Linked DNA regions of Mus musculus: region 2 is linked to region 1. A link is a loop called in an ENCODE intact Hi-C map of the cell type or tissue named here. Cell type or tissue: left cerebral cortex. All regions are shown on one strand.

Region 1 (8,000 bases):
GATTACATCTATCAAAATTGACCAGGCAACAGTGATACAATTGAAATGTCTGTCTTCAAGCATCCTATAAATAACAACAGGCTACAGTTAAATTTTTCAAACCTAAAAATATACTCTTTACATAACCAATTTCTACCTGGTTTTTCCGTTTGTTGTTTGTTTGTTTGTTTGTTTAATGGAATGAACATTCAGATAAGAACTGGCCACTAGACAGGCTTTTTTTCTTAGGGAGGAGGGGTCCCCCTGTGGTAATTAAATGCCAGATTTAAAAGCATGCCTAGGATGATGGTTTATTTTCTCATTGAAGTGACCACTCCTCTTCCCATCAGAAGCTGCGGCTTCCTAAAAGCCACCAAATGTCTTTCAAAGCATTTACTTATCTAAACATCTCTTTCCACCGCTCAGAAAGAGGCGTGAAGGCTTCGAGGTGAATTTGCAGAATGACGTGTGCAATTGATTGGCAGATGTCTAAGAAGCACCTAGATGCACATTCACTAGATGTGAATAGAGCCTCTGCCTGTCTCTCCCGTGTTACAGGGAAACAGGATGTCAATGCCAAGTTAAAATATCTTAGTGCTCAGTCGAGAATTCTATTAGACAGTAGAATTATTTTAAACAATCCATACAAAACAGAGATTTAAGCCATCTGTACAGTTAAATTAGAGAGCTGACAATACTAAACACAGAAACTGTTTATCCAGATTATACATTCCGCTGTACTAATACTCTTTAACTCAACATTTCAGCTTTTATCAGCTGAATTAGGGCAATTACTAGTAAAGTATGCAAAACTAGAGGAGCAGAGGGAGGGGGCTGGGAAGCTACAGGACATCTAACAAAGGAATTGATACTTTTTCCAAGTATTTGCCTCAAATGCACCAAGAAACAAAACTGTTGAGTGCACCCCACCCTTTTCGCCAAAGATAAAAGTTTGCAAAGTTCTGAGAGGCAGTTCTCTACCCAACAAAAGCAGAATTGATTCTCCCCGGCAGAAGAGCATCTAAGAAGAACACTGACTAACGTCGAGGTCAAGTGCTAGCCCTCTTAGCTGAGCGTCTAAGGCTAGAAGTGGCTCCTAGGCCAGCTCCGCGGGCTTCTCGGCCCAGGTGGCCTTACAAAGTTGTCCCTTGTCAACTCCAGCCAGGTCCTTCGTAATTGAAAATAACAGCCACAGGCCAGCCCCTGGCTACTCCCATGGACCAGGCACAGTAGCGAGTGACAGTTCCACATCATTACGACCAGAGACAATAATAAATGTAGCGCCAGGACTACTATTCATGCCAGCAATCTTATCTCCTCCTTAACCCCTTCCCCTCCACTCTCAAGAGCTCATACACTGCCCGCACGGCTCGGCCCCTGTGTGGCTATTCATTCAGCCCATCCATTCCGAGGGACCAACTACTTCCACGACAACCCCCCCCCCCGCACCCCCTCCCTGATTCAGCCCTGAGGATTTATTTCTCATCCTTGGCAACTGTCAGGCAAACACTGCAACCAACAATTCCAGTCGGGGGAGCAAAGCATTTGCTTAATTCACGTTACTTGCTAAGTTCTTTTAAAAATGTTTAGGGAGTGGGACAAGTAACCTCCCTCTTTCTTCTCCGCGAATCCGACCGCCGCTCCAGGCTCGGCAATAGCATCGCCCTTCCCCGACCCCCTCCCGCTTCCCAACACCCCCCCCCCTTAAGAACACAGACCAACCAAAATGATTTAACTTGAGCAGATGACAGAGGAAAATAAAACATGTTAAGAGAATACGATCTGATTTGGGATGGCAAAAAAAAGGAGGGGGTTGTTTATTTTGATTAAAAAAAAAAAAAAAAAAAAGGAATCGGCACAGACCTGAACAGAAGCTGCAGAGCAGGAGAAATTGTTTTCTTTCCCTCACACAAGAGTCCCCCTCTCTCTCGCCCTTTCTCTCTCACACGCGCGCGCGCACACTCGCGCACACACTCACACACACACACACACACACACACACACACACACTCACACGGCGTCACCCGCGCACACTCACACGCACACGCACAAGCAGAGCCTCTCAGCTGCTCTCTGCAGTTCTCAGGAAATGAATGGGGGGCAACCCAGGGAACTGTTGTACTTGCAAATGACTTACCCGGATCACATGATGCGCTAAATGTAGGGTGGGCCGGTGGGTGGAGGCTGCCGAGACGCGAGCCCGGGTCTAACGTGGGGAGCCACGCCAGGCCCGCATCGAATTACCCCGGGGCCCAGCCGAGGGGGTTGCAAGAAGCTGCTTCTCCTCCCTTTGCAGCCCGCAGCTCAGGAAATCGGAGAGGAGCGGGGGGTGGGGCGGGGCGGGGTGAGGTTGGGGTGTGTGTGGGGTGGGGAGGGTGGGGGGTTGAAAACAGCAAACCCCCAAACAAAAGAGCTCCGGGTCCTCCTCCCCAGAAACAAAGCCCCGCCGCTGCGGGCGAGCCCCGGGGTGGGGCCGAGGGCGGGGGCGGCGGCGGGGAGGGGCTCGCTCAGCAGGCGCTAAGTCGCTTTATTGCCATAAAATGGGGCCCCGAGCCGCTCTGCCGGAGGATTAGGAGGCGGGCTCTGAGTGTGATGGTTGAAATCCCCTGTGGGAAACTAACCCCTCCCCGATCACAGAGGTAGAACGCAACACCCACTGCCCAACCCTCTTCTAGCCAGCCTGGCCAGCGGCAGGGGGTGGGTCCGTGGAGCCGCCACCCCGCCCCACCGGCCCCACCCCTGCCCCCGCCCCTGGCCCTGGGCCTTCTCCGCTCCACCCTGTCACCTGCACCACCTCTCTGCGGCACCCTAAATAACCAGTACATGGCCCCTGCCGCTCCAATAGCCGCAGCCTGGGGGGAATTCTAGGGGTCTCGGAGAGAGTAACCTCCGGATGACAACTCTCATTGGAGAGACTCTTGTTGAGCTGGCACCAAGTCCCCCTCTTTTGTGTCACCACGCGCCTAGGCAGCCTTGGAGAGAGAATTAGGAGACAAATAAAGAGGCCAGCCCGCGTGGCCCTTGCCCACTCCCCACAGCAACCAGGGTGGGTGGAGGCGAGCGAGGAAGGGGCCCGCGCCCAAGCTCTCCCTGCGGCTCAACCCCGGCTAAGTTGGAAAGGTGTGGGCGGAGCCGTTGGAGTCCGAGGGGTCCGTCCCGGGCGCCTGGCGGCTTGGGCAACAATGGGGTCCCGACGGGGGCTGCTCCGCGGGTGACGGGGGCAGAGAGACTCTACTAGAGATGAGGGGGAATCATTATTTAGGTTCGAGTGCGTTGCACGTTGCAAGAGAAGCCAGGGCGCCCCACTCGCTGAGATTCACCTTGGCGGGATGAATGGGGGCGAGGTTCGGGCGTGTGCCTCGCTCGGCTACCGGGGCACGCCGGGGCGCCTAAGCAAGCTGGCCATTTAGGAAAGCAGTGAAAGAGGACAGGAGGCTCCAGCTGAGCTGGGACCCCAGCCAGGGCGGCGGGGACATGAGTAGGGACAGATCGGTGCTCCGTCCTCGGAGGGGAGCCCGGTGCTGGACGCCATCCCTGCAGCCCCGCCTGCGCGCACGGAGCAGTGGATTCGCGGGATTCTGGGCGGGGAGAGGGAGGAGGCGGCTCGGCTGTTCCCTCCGCGGCTGAGAGGACTCCGGGTCAAGCCTCCCGGGAGGGTCGGAGGGGGCGGGCAGTGGAGGAAGCGGAAAGGGCCCGGCGGGGTGCAGGGTTAGGGCTTACCCCGGGCAGTCCTGGAGGGTCGGGGCACTATGGGTACCACTTTCTTGAAACGGAGGTGAGCTCCTGGGGCCTGACAACCCCTACCCGGTGCCTCCTAGCCCGCCCTGCGTGGGAAACCGGCCTGAAGGTGGGAGGCTCAAAGGGGAAGTTTGTGTTAGAGAAAAATTTGCAGTTCTGCGGAGTGGAATGGGGTGGGAAGAGAAACCGTGGGGAGGCCGAGAAACAGGAAATGAGAGCTAAGGAGCAAATTGGAGCCAGGAAAAGCCAGCTTCTACATCTGTGTGGCAGCGTGGCATTTGCTGAGCACTTAAGGCCCAGGTGCGCTGTTAATGAAAACAAAGGCGGGGCACCGGCTGGCCCAGCTCTGCCCTTGCCACGTTTTGTGAAGGAGGCGAATGGGAAAGGTGGTCCAGCCAGAAGAGGACTGGCGCGGCCCTGTCCTAGTCAGGACAGGATGAATCAGCGGCCGGCCGGAGTCCTCTTCTCAGAGAAACAGGATTGAGAGAGACAGTGTGTCCCTGTGTTAAGGTTTCGAAGAAGAACAAATGAGATAAGTGTGAAAGTGTCTGAAATGTGTGCGGCACGCTCTTCCAGAGAAGTAGCTCTAAATGAGAAAGCAGTGGGAGCAGGGAGGTATGAGACTCGGGTCCCCAGGAAGGAAATGGGACCTAGAGGCTAGAAGGTTCATTCACTGCTAGAATGAGGGTCAAGGGTGTCTCTGTTCCAAGAATTGGCAGCCGCGAAACTCCACCTGGTCTGATCTTGGAAAGAAGCCCCTCTCCGCTCCCGTGCATCCGGACAGAAAGAACGCTGCAAACTCAAGCTTGCAATATTGCAGAGTATCAGCAAATGTTCAAAAAATCCTCTACTGGAATCACTAAAATTTTCCCGCAGGTGGGGCTAGGATAGGCAGGGTTGGGAGGAGGCTCTGAGGAAATTATGTCATCCCGGCAGTTCTTGTGCTAACAGCTTTCTCAGAGATCTTGAGTGCCGGAGTAGATCATCAATATATAGAGAATACTTCAATGCGCGGGAAAACAAAATGCCTCCTCCCTATAGCAACAGCCATGGGCGTGTTAGGCAAGCGATGACGTTCGAAACTGATCTACAAGAATTCATTCCAAGGGAGAAGGAAATTAAGGGCAGGTCAAGGTTAAGATCTAGAGTCCGAATAAAACCTGTGGTCAAAAGAAGGAAATACATCAAGTATTGGGGCAAAAAAAAAAAAAAATGCTAGCAGCATTTTGAAAAAAAGAATACTTTTAAGTGGAAATTAGAAATGGTAAAATATGGCAACTCCCCAGCTATAAAGAGGGCGGGGGATGAAAAGAAAAACACAGGTTTGGAATGGAGAATCTTGAGAACCAGGGGTGAGAGTGGAAAAGTAAACAAAGAATTTTAAAAGGAATTTTACAGGGATGGATGTTACTGAGATTTCGACTGCAGTGTGCATGCCAAGTGGGGGAGGGAGTGTCTGTGAGTGTGTCGTATGTGTGCATGATGTGTGTGTGTGCATGTGCGTTCGAGTGTGTGCATGTGGTGTGTGTGTGTGTGTGTGTGTGTGTGTGTGTGTGTGAGTGTGTGTGAGAGAGAGAGAGGAGAGAAAGAGAGAGAAGAGAGAGAGGGCATTTGTTTCTAATGGAGATTATATCATTCTGGGTCTGTACAGAACTTAAACTGTGGAGAGAAGGAAGTAAGGCAAGGAAAGGTCCTGCCGAGAAGGATGGGCGTAGTTTTTGCTGTTTAGACCTTTCTACTCCACTCCATGTGTGTTCAGAGATAACGGGAAATCAGAACAAGTAAAAATGGCAAAGTTCTTAGTATCAAGCATGTACAATTCTGATAATGTAAAAGAATAGTAAGAGAGAAATTACTGAATCATAGAATTTTAGGACTGAAAGTATTTATGAAATTTTATCCCGTAAATGTAAATACTTTGGGCCAAAGATAATGGCCCAGCCTTCTACTTACTTCTTACTTGGTCTTTAACTTGAAAAAAAAAATGCCAAAAAAGGATAAAGGGTGTTATGTTTGACTACACATGGCATACACATTGAATTAATTTTATATAACATATTGTCCAGAAAAGAAGAGAATGAACAACCCCCCCAAGGCACATAATATAAGTGACTCAACATCAATTATACAGCAAAACCAACAGCTGCTTTATTTAATGATATGAAAGCAGATATTCTACCCACAACCCCCACCCACAGTTTTTTAGATTTCATAGTTAGCTAGTAGTAATTTAATGAAAAATTATTATCGCTGTTGAGAGAAATCGTTTATAGTATAAAAAAGTTTAAACCTGTACCACACCCCAATTTCTATATGGTAAAATTCTCTCCAATGTGTATTAAAAGTAGTTAAACATTTAGATTAAAGAGAGCAAAACTGCATGGGTGATGTGACATTCTGTGAGAGAAGTTGAGTCCATTTCATTGCATCCCAAAGAGATTAGAATCAACTGGAAGTGAAAATACATTGATTCACACAGGTCTAAATAAAGTTTAAAAAAATAACCATACTCCTTCCCAGGGCTAGACATGCATATGAACAGATAGACTTTCACTGCCTATATTTTTCACGTCATATTTTTGGCAATAATGTGCAGCAAAGAGGAATTCTGTTTAGGCATGAGAAAGGCACGTTTAGAATCTTTAGTACAAATGGAAACAGCTGGTGATGTTATGTGATGATGTACTAAACAGAATGTTTTGATTTGGATGGTGAGCTGTCTGAAAATGGGGAGGGAAAAATGTTATTTGATAATTTTGTCACAGTCATCACAGGTTTGGGGTTTCTAGTTTCAACATCACATATTAGACACCCTTTTCCAAGTTCCTCCCGTGCTTTCTTCAGACCTCTCATCCTAACATCCCCAGCTAACACCAGACCCTCCTTACACCCCCAGCTCTGGTCATCCGTACCCCTTTCTGTTTGGTCCATCCCACCCTTCCCTAGACAAAGCCTGAGTTACGTTTATATACCTGTATACACAAAGCCAAACTGGAGTTGTCACAGGGGTTTCAGTGTGCCACCCTAGCACTTACGAACCCTGTTTGGACTTTCTTGTCTTATAGTCTCTCTTGCAGCCCAAGGAGGATGGGCACCACTGTCCAGCCCCACAGGAAGCCTTTACCAAGTGTTTTTTCCTCTCTCCTCCTATAGAATCCTCCCAACATGGTTGCATGACACCCCACATATATGTGGGTATAGCCTAAACATGCTCTACCTTCTTAGAAGGTGTTTGTTTGTTTGTTTGGTGTAATGCAAAGACTATCTCATTCACTAGTGTGTAAGTCCCTCCCCATGTCTGTTTGCCTCTCTGTCTCTGTCTCTCTCTGTGTCTCTCTGTCTCTCTCTCTCTGTCTCTCTCTGTCTCTCTGTCTCTGTCTCTCTCTCTCTCTCTCTCTCTCTCTCTCTCTGTGTGTGTGTGTGTGTGTGTGTGTGTGTGTGTGTAGAGGAGACACGTTTTTTCACATCCTCAAATTGATGACCAATGGGAAGCATACTAGGTCAATTAGACAGCAACGGCTGTTAATTTCTTACCGAATTCTTCTGTTAAGTGAACACACTGATGCTTCCTCGAACTATAGTAGGCACACTATTACATAAAATACATTGAGAATAAGGGTTGTGCCTTAACTCTTAACCACTTATTTGACTTCGTTTTACTCCTACACTGATTTGCAAATAGTAAGTGATTAATGAATGCTTGTGGAATGGAAGAAACAATTATAGCCAATAAAAATTTAATGGTGTGCCTTAAAATACAGTTTCACAGAAAGCTTCAATCTCTGTTCATATGTGTACTAAAGGTAACAAGAACAACAAAGAAACCTTTGAATATTAATTCTAGCAAGGTTTTTCAGGTAATTTTAAGTTCAATGTTTATTTAAATCTTTTATTTATTTACTTATTTATTTTAAACTCTGGATTTTATTCCTCTCCTGTTCCACATCCCATACCTCCTCCCTGCCCCCTGTCTCCATGAGGATGTCTCCACTCCCCACCCCAACCCCCACCTGACCTCTAATTTTCCTGGGGCCTCCAGTCTCTGAAGGGTTAGGTGCATCTTCTCTGACTAAACCCAGACTCAGCAGTTCTCTGCTATATATGTGTTGGGGGCCTCATATCAGCTAGTGTATGCGGCCTGGTTGGTGGTCCAGTGTCTGAGAGAGCTCGGGGGTCCAGGTTAAATGAGACTGCTGGTCCTCCTACAAGGTTGGTCTTCTCCTTAGCTTCTTCCAGCTTTTCCCTAATTCAACCACAGGGATCAGCTGCTTCTGTCCATTGGT
Region 2 (8,000 bases), 1.1 Mb after region 1:
CCTGGGTGGAATTGTCACAAGGGCAGTCTATTGCATTCTGCCGGCTGGCAGTTTCTTCCTTAAGCCCAATTTCCTCCAGTCCTTTTCTCAGAGTGCCTCTTGACTCAAGTGACATGGCAAGACACAAACAGCTCAGTCTCCACCTACAACCCAGAGGGCAAGAACAAACTGCATCCCTTTTCTTTGCCTGAATAAAAATATCTAGAGGACCTCGGGGAAAAATAGGGCAATGGATATATGTGAAGAAAACTTCCAAAAATAAAACCTTTGTCGTAGGTCTAAGGCAGGTTCTGGGTGGGGCATTCCTAGGTCCAGCATCACATGTCGCCATGGGAGGAGTGTCTGGCTGCTAACAACAGTTTGAGATAAAAGTCTGTGCGAGACAGTGAAGTAGGCCTAGACTGTGAGACACCTACGACTATTTTCACCCAGGGTTGTATGCGTTAAACAGCCCTGCTCCTCCAACTTTCCACACTGTATTTTATAATAACAACTTTTGAACTATATAACTTTCATATATACATTCTGCTAGCTTAAAGCCCCTTTTAGGTGTGAAATGGAGAATTTTATAAGCACTTTGCTAAAGGTCTGAATCCTGAGATATACTAGGGGGAATGGCTTGCTTATTGGTTGTGCTTTCTGCCTGTTAGCAGCTTCTGATAGCAGGTACGCTCTTTAAAACATTTTTTCCATAGATATTCTCTTGGGATTCCCATAGGAACCTATGCATGGGAAAATACCACAGAGAGGAAGGCTTTGGGAAGGGGTGACTCCTTTCAGCTCTTCCCCAAATTCCTCTCCATGACTTCTGACTGAAACTGAATCTGATCTGGCATTTCCCCAACACTTAGGGTGATTTTCTTTTTTGGTATAGGAAAGCAAACAAGCAAACAAACAAAAGATTCAATTAGATATGACAAAGCAATCAGCTTTCTCCAGCCTGGGAAATTAAAGCACTGTCATTCTGCGTGCCGGTCTATGACAGAGCCCAGCAAGGGCTGATAAGAATGTGTCCACAGTGCTTACTTCAAGACGGTGAGACATTGATAGGGAACAAGAAAGCACAGGAAAGGGAAGATGAGAGAAGCCAGGGGGGATGGAGAGGAGGAAGGGAGGGGTGAAGGAGAAAAGGAGAGAGGTGGGGCTAGAGAATCTGAATCGCCTGTGAGAGCCCAGTCAGCCCACACTAGCATAGAATTTACCCAGTTTAAAATGTGGTTTGGAAATAGATATCAGAGTTAAGTAAGACATCAAAAGAATGACCACAGAGTGTCTGACAGCACAGTGACATCGGAAAGACAGCCAGGCAGGTTCCTAGCCCTTCAGAGAAGTGCGATCTTTTTTTTTTTTCCAAGTGATAATGAATTGGCTGAACATCCATCCATTTCTGATGCTCTCTCTGTATGCCAAGACCCTGCTTGTTTAAGCGAGAATGGATGTGGGAGGAGGCTTCTCAACAGGAGAAGCAAAGCTCAGGCCAAGGCCATGAAGGAGCCCCTGAGCAGATCATCCTAGAGCCTCCCTGGGTTTCTCCTCAGCAGCACAGTGCAAGCTGCCTGCAGCTCAATGCTCTCCCACGTGTGAAACAGCCCGATCTCCCAACAGAGCGAGACCCACTTGATGGATGGTGTCAGAGGGCTAAGGTGGAAGTGGATTTTGATTGCTTTGATTGTGAGAATCCAGGCATTTAAAATGCACGAGACGGCTTAACTCTTTATCTATTGGTGCTATAATAAATGGGACAGCCAAGGAACATTTCTGTATGTTCCGCAATGCAGGACAGAAGATTACATCAGTGTTTTTTGTCCAGCGTGTCTCAGGTGGAGTGATGAGATGTATAGTCTTCAAAACTAGCTTATTACATGAATAATACATGCATATATTTCAGCAAAAAATATTCAAACACTACAGATAATACAACGAAGTGAGTTCATGATTTTACCTTTTACACACTCCCACTGTTCTTTCTGCAGGCAACCAAACTTCAGGTATTGTGATTTTAGTCATTTTCCTGTATATTAAATGAACCACCGATTTTTTTTCCCAAATGTGAGTTTCAGTTTTACATATTGCTTTTCTTTTTCTGCTTAACTTCACATCCCTGAGGGACCCACTCCCTGCCAGGACACAGAGCTCTGCTTTCCTCTTTCGTATCTACAGAGTTAGTGTGGTTGATGTAGAACATCATACTTGGGCTTTTGAGGCTTAAAGGGAGTTTGAAAGGTTATGCAACACTGGCCAGGTTTTGCTGTAACTTAAAAAAAAAAAGTGGTAGCTTGCAAGTGCATGCTTAAGTTGTTAGTCATGGAAAAGCCACTTAACAACATAAATGACACCATCAGGGGGAGCAGGCTAGCATGCTCTCTACCTTGGAATCTAGCAAATGTTCTAGATAAGTCTTGGTTCTCTGTCTTTGTGCTACCTACTTTAAACTGGCCATGGTCAGATAACATCCAAAACTGACTATGTTTTATATGAAACCTGTGACTCTGTAGGTTTTTAACTCCATAGAGGAATGTTGGGAAGGGAAATGAAAATAGGAAACAGGTCAGCGGGCTGGTTGAAGTGTTCTCTGTATTTGCTTCTTTGCATCAATCCTGAAGGGCTGGGCAGTATCTTGCTAAACTCCGGTATTGACTGGATAATGTTTTTATTCTCCCCTGTGAATGGTTACTGTCTGACTTTTAGCCAATGGAATTTCTGATTACCAGTGTTTGGTTACGGTGCCGATAAACAGGCATCATTGGGAGGTTTCTACAATCTTTTTTTTTAAGAAAATAAAATGAGCCAAAAGTTTAGAGGCAGGGGGAAAATACTATCATAGTATGCTGATCTCGAGAGTTTAAACTTTTAAGACAAAGTGTATCCTATTTACTCCCCAGGAGCTAAAAACATGTCGTTTTATGTCAGTTTGTAATGAATTAGCACAACTCTTTGATCAATGACATCAAAGACTATCAGCAGCACCAATAATACAGATGTTAAAAATTTTTTTCATTGATTAAATGCCTGAAATCAATCAACCTTTTGCCATCCTCTTTCCCCCTCCCTTGCTCCTGCAGAAGTGAGATGATTCAAGTGAGTTTGAATCTGGATCCACGTAGCCTCCCAAGAAGGAGGATGGGGGAAAATGGGATCAACTAGACAGTCCACTCATTATCAGCGACTGCAACTGAACCCACCAAGACCTCATGTAGTTCAAGTTCCCTCCTCCAGGAAATATCAAAACCCAAGTGGTCCTCACACACTGAAACAGAGGAATTTCTAGCTGTGTTTCCCGTGACCACCATGGCTCCCCTGTATCCTCGCAGCCGACACAGCCCAGGTTGGTACAGCCCAGACTGGTGCCGCATCCTCGCAGCCGACATAGCCAAGGCTAATGCCCTTGTTCCGTTTGTTCAAGTAACTTTTCCAGGGCTCTGCTGTCAGGCGAATTATCTCAGAAACAAGCAATTATAACCACATTCACAGCTCCCTAAAAGGGTGAGTGCATTCTAATAACAATTTCTCATGAAAGAAATACAGTAATTGAAGGATTGGCAAGGATATCGCAACAGACCAAGACCTCTGGAAGATTCCCCCGCCCCTTCTCCTCGCTCTCCAAATTCAGAGAGGAGAGAGAGAGAGAGAGAGAGAGAGAGAGAGAGAGAGAGAGAGAGAGAGAGAGAGAGAGAGAGAGAGAGAGAGACTCTGCACTTTCTTCCCATTGGAGAAATTGTCCCTTTCCATCCAAATCTACTAAATATATTCTGCAAGGGAAGAACATATAGCCGCAGTAACAATAAGGAGTTTGGCATTCTGGGTTCTGGCCACGCTGAAGTCTTCAATATCGATGTGTTCATCTCTTGCTTATATTTTGTTGAACATAATCACAATGTAAAATATTTGCAGAGTGTTCTCCCTGAGGTAACACATGGAGAGGTGCTTTAGAAAGGCAGATTATCCTGCTGACCTAAGGTAAATTTCATCCTTTGGGGAATTAATTCGCATCTTTATCAGTATAGCATAGTACAGCTCAAATCAAGCATGGCGAGGCTTTGAGGCAACCAAACTATCCTGTATTCACTGCTAGATACGGTGCTCTGAATGAGTAGAACAGCCTCTCAGATCTCAATCTCCAGTGACTATAATACAGCAGCCCACAGTTGCAGCCTAGAGTCGCACGCTAACACGCATGCCCTCGATGCTTGCCCTCAATGCTTTACCTGCCCACAGCGATTTTTCTAAGACTGGGTGGTGAATTCTTTGGCATTAAGCACTTATCTCTGCATCCCCCACAACACAGAATAAAAGGCTTTCTCCATCCTCCTAGTCAGTAGCTAGTTGTTGGATTGATTAACCATCATTCTGAATAGTTTTTCAGATACTGGACCTCTGAAGTGACAAATAAACACACACTTTGAGCCAAGTAGTGAAAACCTTGTCAGACATTTTACCCAAAGGAAAGAAAGTTTTGCTTATTTGTGTTTATTTATATATTTCCTTTCGGACAAAGTAAACGTGGACCAGACGCGACACTACTCATATCGGTTTGTATATACGCATGCCTGCACACGGATTGGGGCTTTGAGACCACTCATTCCATTTGGTTCTGGAAACAAGGAAAGTAAACCATTGTAGGAGAGATAGAAAATGTCTAACCTTGCTTTGTTTTTCATGCATCCTACCAGAGCATTAGAACAGAGGGGAGACAAAAGGTAATTGAGCTGGGATCCGGGGAAAGCATTTTCTAAGTGAATAAAAGGCCACTGTGATGAGTTCAGCGGCAGAGGGAGTTCCCAGGCACATCTCCCGAGACTCTGGAGTCAACCGAAACACAAAGGCTTTCTTTCTCAAAAAATGCAGGGAATGCTAGCTTTAATATTTGCCTCTTGCCTGCGCTGGTGACACCGGTTTGGACCTCAGAACCCCACCAATGGGTGGCAAAGCTGGACTGGACGGATGGCTGAGCGGAAGCGGAGCGCCATCTACTGGCGACTGGAACAAAGAACGTCCTTTAGTCTCCCGCTCTGTTCCTGGGAGCAGTCCTGCTTCATTTATAGCCCTACAGCTCCAAAAAGAAATGACAAATTGCACGAGCTTCTTACCCCTCCATTAGCTCTCCTTCCCCAGTTAACCTTAAGGAGAATACACAAAGGAAAGAAACTGTAAACATTCTGGGAAAAGAACGCAGTAGTAGGGGGCGGGTGGAGTAGCCTGGGAACCTACTTGGATTTAGCTATTTGGTAAGGCTCAAGCAGGGCACTTCTCTATGCCCTCAGCTCCTCTGACTAAGGTTGCTAAATGCCAAGAGGCTCATAGAGTGACCTGAAACAAAGGCAGAGGGGTCTGGACACCCCCATCTCCCGGGACTACCCACCACACCTCCATTCCACTGTAGAGACTCTGCAGGAAGGGCTGGTTTTCCGCTGTGGTTTCCCCCTAGCCAGCAGCATAGAATCATTTGGTGGTCCCTCACCTTACCGTCCTCGTGCTTTCTGAGGAGAATTGGGACCTTTTTACCTCTCAATGGATCCTAGAATTTCCCCCAAGGAATTCAAAGAACACGGGGTTGTCCGTTTCAAAGGGTTAGCATAGCAAAACCATAACTCACTACAAGATCCTAGTTAGAAAGAGTTCCCTCTCTATCAAATCGAAATAGCAAGACCTGATAGCACTCTCCGTGAGGTTTCCAGTGACAGAAAACACTGTGACCTAGCCTGAGGGGGCTACATGTAGAACACAGTGCTTCCCAAAGTGTCTGCAGAGTGTGCTCTTCCCCAGAGGGCCTTCCTTGGGACGCCGGAAGTTGACTGTCTCACCCACCCTGCTTCTCAGCAAAGTCCCAGGAGTATGTCTCTAAGGCTAGGTTTTCCGTGACCACCACAGACTTTAGCATCCATTTCAAAAGGATGGAAGCCTTAGATGATGATGATGATGGTGATGAAGACGACGACAACGACGTCGACGACGATGCTAGTGATGATGATCTCAACTAGAAAAAAGAAAAATGTTTTCAAAGGGCTTGATGGCTGTTTTCAGAAAAGCCTGCAGTAGGTTCTGCATATTCTTGGTTATCTCTTAGGATTAAAATCTTAGTTCAGAACTTCAGAGAAGACAAGCTCAAAGTGGCTCCTCGCTCTTCACAGTGTAGCCTCCCTCAATTTCTAAGTTAAGTCCATACTTCATAGGAGAGCGCAGAAAGCATCCCACTTCAGTGATGACTTAGGTGACCATCTCAGATGCAGGAGTGCACGACTTGAGCAAGAGATCTCTGCAGATAGCATCCAGTACACAGACTAGCACTCCATCAGAGTGCACAGGCTCCCCCATCTTAGCTTTTCTGTATGTGGCTCTACTGTCTTTCATTTCCTGTCACCCAATCACATCAGTTCCAGAGCCATGCAGGTCTAGGTACTCATAGGCACCGGGTTCTTTTGTAATTGTTGATCCCTGAGCTCTGTTCCTGAATGATGGTGGATACCTGCCTGCCTGGGCTGCTACACACGGGATGTTCCAGCTCTCTGGTTTAGGCTCCTCGGGTATTTTTTCTTTTAATCTCATTTTGAACTCCATGGGTATAAATGACTCGCTTTTGAAATTGCTGATTCTTTGCTTACCTTCAGATGCCCAAATATTTTGAATGTAGAAGCCCTAAATGTGGAAAAACTGTAATGAGCACATTCATAAATAGTTAATACTAGTATCAACATGACTTCTGGAGCAAGAAACATAGATCTCCAGAAATGACTCATACCTAATTTTTGCCTGGAGTCAGTATCTTCTGGTCCAATTACCTTCCCTTCTCTGTACTATTGTAGTGATGTGATAATGCTCAAGAGTTCCTCCCTAGAACCTGGCCCATTCCAGCATGAAAGTATGGTGCTACGCTTGGGTAATTTAGAAGTACCATTAAGCCATAAGAGGACAACCAGAGTTCTAATGAGTTTTTGACTTCTGGTAGCTGTGACACAAATAGGCTCAGACTGAACATCCCACCACATACCTTCATCCAAGATTCTTACGTAATCTAAATAATAACCTTATGATGACACATTATCTCTCTTAATCTAAGAATAAAATAAAACACAGCAGTGTTAATTTGCTTATCCGAAGTAACAAAGTGATGTGGCTGCATACTGAACTTGAGATGGCTGCAAAGCTCAGATTCTTGCATTCCTTGCTATACATATTTGTCTTGCTGTGGCCACCTTTGTGGCAGTATTACTTGTTCTAGTATGTATTTTATGGCTGTGATAAAACATGAAAGAAAGATTATGGGAGGAGAGCGTTTATATCATCATTCAAGTTACGGTTTATCAGTGAGGGAAGTCAAGGCAGGAATATGAAGGCAGGCCTGCTTGCTGTTCCAAGCAAGAGGACCATTAGCCAGGTAACTTACTTCTCATCCAATGTACAGCAGGAACCACAGGGGAGGCTGCTTGCAAGCTGGCTCCCTTGTAGGCTCATGCTCTGCTAGCTTTGCACAGTGGTCTGGTCACTCCTGTATTAGTTAAACATCAAGACAATTCCCCAGAGACGAGACCACAGACCAATCTGATTTAGAGCAGTCCCTCTCAGATGGCTGTAGGCAAGTTGACAGTGAAAGCCAACCAGGACACTAGCCAAGAAAGAAGACAAAGATACTCTGGCAAATGCTCAAACTTACACCAAAAATGGAAATACGAATGCAATGCCCCCTAGTTCCTCTGTCTATTCTGTGCCCCATCTGACAGCAGCTCATTTGGATCTGGAGAGAGATTGTGGAGATTCTTCAGTTGCTAATAAGACTGAGAAGTAGAGTTCCAAAGAAAGGAAAACCAGGGCTCTGTTTATGAACAGAAAGAACATGAGTACAGGAGGTGAATATAAGAGAGTGATGGCTGGAGAGAGGGCTCGGTTGGTAAAGCAACTGGTGCCCAAGCGTTGGGACTGGAGTTCGGATCCCCAGGTGGGGAGAACTGAAGGAGAAGACAGCTGAAATGGCTGCTGAACTCTCGGTGTTGTTTGATTGGGTGAGG

What was found. Peaks named below come from ENCODE experiments on the same cell type or tissue, not always from the same donor. Only the 100,000 strongest peaks of a DNase experiment are listed, where the experiment ranks them.
Region 2: a loop joins it to region 1, with 4 times the contacts of the local background. A loop is called at or near these places in 3 of 42 quality-filtered maps.

The regions. Positions count from the first base shown.
Region 1 is chr14:100,282,415-100,290,414 of GRCm38, forward strand. It overlaps Gm41231 (a long non-coding RNA gene), which reads left to right and starts at 3,309. Exons shown (of 4, transcript XR_003951003.1): 1 at 3,309-3,372; 2 at 3,459-4,017. It also overlaps a transcript of Klf12 not described here. In left cerebral cortex, a CTCF peak has its summit at 4,746; DNase peaks (open chromatin) are centred at 1,240, 1,550, 2,103, 2,593 and 4 more places; H3K4me3 peaks cover 4,892 bases; H3K27ac peaks cover 3,959 bases.
Region 2 is chr14:101,374,575-101,382,574 of GRCm38, forward strand. No RefSeq gene overlaps it. Among named protein-coding and RNA genes, the nearest start is that of Gm34361, 180 kb to the left of the region's middle. In left cerebral cortex, a CTCF peak has its summit at 4,966 (motif pointing left); DNase peaks (open chromatin) are centred at 4,548 and 4,951; H3K4me3 peaks cover 708 bases.